2 separate regions of the Homo sapiens genome follow, and region 2 is linked to region 1. A link is a loop called in an ENCODE intact Hi-C map of the cell type or tissue named here. Cell type or tissue: CD14-positive monocyte. All regions are shown on one strand. Links, peaks and the distances in the headings refer to the core of each region. The heading gives the core; the rest is flanking DNA.

Region 1 (2,923 bases), core at 157-2,656:
AAACAAAGTCCAAGTGGATCTGGAGCTCTGGAGTATAGTCAAAGCCTGAGTTAAAAATGCTAGGAATTCCTAGCATGAGGTTGGCTTTTAACTCTATGGAGGGGCACGGTGAGACTACAGGGTGAAATGAACATCATGTGGCATCTCAGAGGAAAATCCCCTCTTTTTCCCCATCTCTTCCTCTACAACCTACACTCACCTCGGGATGTGATTCACTCAGACTCTAGGCCCACGTCCTCCCCTTGGTCCCCTGCCTCTTCAGTCTTTCTCCTCCCCTCACCCTTCCCCTCAGTTGGTGTTACAAAAGTTCAAGTAACCGGGGAAGAGAGAATTTTCCTGAGAAAGGAAAAAGGTGGCAAAGGTAGGTAGGGAGGTGGTGGGGCTGGTTCTTGGAAAATTCTCTTTGACTGTAAAAGGGGAAACAAAAGCAGCACACAATCCAGTTAGTACCAGTGCACATACTAATACTTTTTGACCTGTCACACTTTTATTGTGGTTGTTTCTGATGAGCTGCCCCTGGAATTTTCTTGAAAGCAAGAAAAATTCCTATGTTCCTAGGGAATTCCACCATTACGTTAAACCAGAGAGAGCTTAACAAAATATATTTGTTGGATAAATTGCCTTTTCATCAAAAGTACTAAATTACCTGTGTATTTATTCAATATTTAATAATTCAACAGCAGTGGAGTAAATGTTTACTGAGCCAGTACAGTATATTTGTGGATGTGTGCACATGCGTGTGTGTGTGCGTGACTTGAACACTCATAAGTAGACTCCTACATTGTGGAAGCAATGATATTTGGGAGTAGAAGAAGAATCCTGTCTGATTAAACCATCTCTTCATTGTTTAAGTGTTGGCACCCTTTACTGGTAAGTACTTGTTTTTCAATAACAAGGATGGGATGTTGGAATGAAGCTCTGGCAATCCCTGGTAATGAAACTGAAGAGCAAACGTGGCTTCCCCCTCAGATATTTTTGGCAATTAATTCACTTATATCCAACCTCTAACAGATGTAGCACTTGGGGGGAAAGAATAACTTCCTTCGTGCCTAGATTCCTTATCTTCTCATAATTAAATCATAAACAAAATAAAAGATGAAATGAAATATACATCATTGCCTTAAGAAGAAATAGAAATGCAAATGAAACGGCACAATCTGTGGATTGACAGACTCACCAGGAGTTCGCATCTGGGACTTGGCTGGCTTCCAGAGTATTTGCTTGTTCATTTCCTTACCCTCTCCTCCCTCCTCTTTCAGTCTCATTGCTTTGCCCTGACTTGAGTCCCTCTGCTCTTTCTTATCTTGCCCTGGATGGCTATTTCTCTTTCTTTTGTACGATGAGTATTTTCACATTTCCTTAGGACAGTACTGCAAAATAAGGTCAGGTTATAAAAAGAAATTATATATTCTGCTGGCAAAATAACAAATTGACAAGTCAACGAGGGCCTAGGCAAATTGATTTTTGAAAAAAACGATATGGACAATGTAGTACCTTTCTTTTAGGAAACACTACACTGCATGTTCTTCACTTTGGGGACTATTTAGAGACCCAAAGACATATGATAGTTTGAAATAGGATAGGTTTTACTCACAGCTGGGGACCAAGTGCCACAGGCTCTAAAATAAGTTTTCTACTTCCTCTACCTCAGTGACTAAAATTTCTACTTGAGGACAATATTAGTAATGCTGTATACTTCATTGGTGTTGCTGATTCTATTATTATAAATATAGTTTTAAACTACACATTTGTATGTCTTTGTTCGGCTCACTACTGCTCTTTTTTTTTGAGATGGGGTCTTGCTCTGTTGCCCAGGCTGGAGTGCAGTGGTGTGATCTTGGCTCACTGCAACCTCCGCCTCCTGGTTCAAGCAATTCTCCTGTCTCAGCCTCCCGAGTAACTGGGATTACAGGCACGTGCCACCACACTTGATACATTTTTGTATTTTTAGTAGAGATGGGGTTTTGCCATATTGGCCGGTCTGGTTTCGAACTCCTGACCTCAGGTGATCCGACCACCTCTTCCTCCCAAAGTGCTGGGATTACAGGCTTGAGCCACCGCACCCAGCCTCCACTACTGCTTTGAAGTGCCCTCCTTTTGTGCCACACACTGAACTAAAGCACGATGACACTATCTTTCCTGGTTCTCATAAAACCCTGGGAGGAAGGCATTGCTATGCCTGTTTAACAGATGAGGCGTCTGAGTATTGGAGAAAACTCATCTAACTCTTCTTATGTGTAGCAGAGCTAGGAGTTCTGATTGGACCCTCCTGGCATTCTAGCCCAGTTGAGGTCTGACTATTTTAGTGATTTGTTGGGGGATCCTCCTAAGCATAGGTGTATGCTTGCCAAAATAGCCCTCTGTGAGCCTTGGCTTATTCATCCGACTAGCTTTATTAGAGAACCGGATCTCAAGGAGGTGGGTGGGAGGTAGGTGAGAACTCTGGGAGATGGAAAGGGAGAAGGAACAGAAGCAGGCTCTGCAGGGAGGGCCAAATCCGTGCCCTGGCTGGTCACAATGCACCCAGCCCCTCCTAGCATGTAGATGGGAGTGGAAGGAGAGGAAACTGATCCAGCTTCGCTGGACACTGGCCTGGGATGAACAATTAGCCTTCTTCCAAACACGGTGACAGAGACAGACACTGCCAGGGTTCCTCGCCAGACCTCAGAAAACCCACATCCCTTGAACGTCACTGGCTTCAGCCCTCGAGTCTAGTTAGAACAAGGCGATGTTGTCATGGCTGACTTCTGGGCCCCCTGTGCTTTTGCTGGGAAGCACCCACTGCCAGTGTGTGGGTATGTGAGGTGGGGAGTGGCGGCCACAGGGGCAACACATTGGCAAGGCTCACAGCAGGGAGTTGGTTATTGGCTCAGTGCTGGCCTGGTCTGCAGTTGCCTCTCTTTCAGAGACCCCTAAATGTGAG
Region 2 (2,923 bases), core at 267-2,766, 65 kb after region 1:
GATGAATCTCAGAGAATTATGCTGAGTGATTAGAGCCAATCTCAAAATTACATATTGTATGATTCCATTTGCATGACATTCTTAAAATAACAAAATTATAGAATAAGGAGCAGATTAGTAGCTGCCAGGGGTTAAGGAGGGGATGTAGGTGAGAGGCAAGAGGATGTGGTTATAAAAGAGCAACATAAAAGATCTCCATGGAAAGGCAGGACTGGTGGTTCATGCCTGTGGTCCTAGCTACTGAGGAGGCTGAGGTGAGAGGATCACTTGAACCTGGGAGGTTGAGGTTGCAGTGAGTCATCATTGTGCCTCTGCACTCCAGCCTGGGCAACAGAGGGAGACCCTGTCTCAGAAAAACCTTAATTAAAAAATTCTCTGTAATATATAAATAATTCACAATAAAGTGCATTATTTAAATATTATAGTGTACACCATGGACTACTATGCAGCCATAAAAAGGAATGAGATCGTGTCCTTTGCAGGCACATGGTTGGAGTTGGAAATCATTATCTTCAGCATACTAACACAGGAAGGGTAAACCAAACACCATGTGTTCTCACTTACAAGCGGGAGTTGAATTATGAGAACACATGGAAGGGAACGACACATTCTGGGGCCTCTCAGAGCAGGGTGTGGTTGGAGGAGCATCAGGAAAAATAGCTAATGGATGTTGGGCTTAATACCCAGGTGATGGGATGATCTGTGCAGCAAACCACCATGGCATACATTTACCTGTGTAACAAACCTGCACATCCTGCACGTGTACCCCTGAACTTAAAATACAAGTTGAAGAAAAAAAATATTATGGTGATATGCTTTGTGCCAGGCCATACTCCTGGGCTCAATCCTTAACATTTTAATACTCCTCACCATCAGCTGGGGATGCAGCCTGGACTATGACTGTTACAATGAGAAGGAGCAAAATCTGAGCAATTCTGGGAAGCCAAATCACCCAGGATTTGGGGAATAATGGAAGTGAGGGGAGTGGAAAACAGAAGTGCTGACTCTCTAGTTTCAAGTTAGCATGTCTAGAATAATAGAGATCCATTCAACAGCCTTGATGTAGTTGGGAGGTCTTTTTTAGGAAGGAGAATAAGAAGAAATTAGGTCCCCATGTGCTGATTTTTTCTTATTTTTTTCCTCCTTTGACAACTTTCTGAAATAATGCATCCAGTGTGCCCTGAACATAATGGTAAGAGTTTCTTTAAACCCATTAGCCAATTCTCTTAGCAACTTAGGATGTATGTTATAGAGGTGCCATTTTAAAGATATTTCAATGTTTCCAATATATTTGCTTTTTAAAATATCAATAACTTATTTCACACAATTTCCCTTGCTTATTTTCCTGATATTTTTAAAGCCAAGGGCAGATTTTAACCACAATGTTGTACCTCTGAGGTTTCCAATCATAGCATCATGCTGTTCACCTGTTTCTTTTTGGGGGGCTGTTATCTCTTCTCATGTAGATGAATTAGGAAGAACTCTTCTTTTAAGAATTTTTGGCCATTATTAACAATCTCCCTTTTTCCTTTATTTTTTTAAATTAATTAATTAGGTTTTTTGTTTTGTTTTGTTTTGTTTTTTTGAGATGGAGTCTCTCTCTGTCACCCAGGCTGGAGTGCAGTGGCATGATCTTGGTTCACTGCAACCTCCACTTCCTGAGTTCAAGCGATTCTCCTGCCTCAGCCTCTTGAGTAACTGGGATTATAGGTGTGTGCCATCTCACCCGGCTAATTTTTGTATTTTTAGTAGAGACAGGGTTTTGTCATGTTGGCCAGGCTGGTCTCAAACTCCTGACCTCAGGTGACATACCCACCTTGGCTTCCCAAAGTCCTGGGATTACAGGCGTGAGCGACCATGCCTGGTCTATTTTTTATTTTGAAATGCTCTCACTCCATTCCCCAGGCTGGAGTGCAGTGGTGTGATCATGGCTTACTGCACCTTGACCTCCTGGACTCAAGCAATCCTCCCACCTTGACCTTCCAAGTAACTGGATCTACAGGCAAGGGCCATCGCATCCAGCTAATTTTTTAAATTATTTTTTAGAGATGGAGTCCTGCTATGTTGCCCGGCTGGTCTTGAATTCCTGGCCTCAAGCAATCCTCTTGCTTTGGCCTCCCAAAAGGCTGGGATTACAGGCATGAGCCACTACACCTGGGCAGCTTCTGGTTTTATATCTTTCTTCCACATTTCTGTCAAACTATAATCTTGCTTTGCCTCTCCTTTATTTTTTATTTCAACAATGAAAGATTTTGCTGATTCCTTCTATTTCCACACTGAAAAAGTATTAGTATTTATTATTATTTTTACTTCTTGCCCTTGAGAATAACATGCATACATATGTGTGTGGTGAATATATCCATATAATATATAATATACATTATATGTACATCTTATATATGCATTTTATATATACAAAGTGCACTATGTAAAATATATATAATATATACATATTGCACTTTTCTCTTTTTCTAAATCTCCTTAGAACTAGATGTTTCATATTAAATATCTTGTACAAAACAAATCTCAAAATCATTTTTTCACTAAAATGAAGGATGCCAGAGTGATTATATAGAGCTTTCATTCCTATTCTCAAGTGCTTAGAGAGAGGCCTCTTCTGAACAGCAATGAAATTCAGAAATCTTTGGGATTAAGATGAGGTTTCTGCACAGTCCTGTAGCTGGACCACAGACTCTGCTGTGTACTGAGAGTCTTGTATCTTAATTGTCTGCCCAACCAGTACCCGTCATTAGCACTGATGTGTGTTGGGGCAGTGCCTGTTACAGCTGAAGTGCTCTTGTCCTTTTTCCTAATGAGGCAACCTCAGCATGAAATAGTCTTGCATCACCATCTCTCAAGCTGTAGGAACTCTGACGTATTCATGAGATCTGACTTTGTTTCCACAGAGCTGACCACTGATACA

Evidence for each region. Peaks named below come from ENCODE experiments on the same cell type or tissue, not always from the same donor. Only the 100,000 strongest peaks of a DNase experiment are listed, where the experiment ranks them.
Region 2: it touches region 1 in a loop (4-fold over the local background); 7 of 110 quality-filtered maps call a loop at or near these places.

What each region holds. Positions count from the first base shown.
Region 1 is chr12:47,391,548-47,394,470 of GRCh38, reverse strand. No RefSeq gene overlaps it. Among named protein-coding and RNA genes, the nearest start is that of LINC02156, 22 kb to the left of the region's middle. In CD14-positive monocyte, for the core only: no CTCF peak of the experiment used is centred there; a DNase peak (open chromatin) is centred at 1,210; H3K4me3 peaks cover 781 bases; H3K27ac peaks cover 839 bases.
Region 2 is chr12:47,326,281-47,329,203 of GRCh38, reverse strand. No RefSeq gene overlaps it. Among named protein-coding and RNA genes, the nearest start is that of LINC02416, 26 kb to the left of the region's middle. In CD14-positive monocyte, for the core only: no CTCF peak of the experiment used is centred there; no DNase peak of the experiment used is centred there.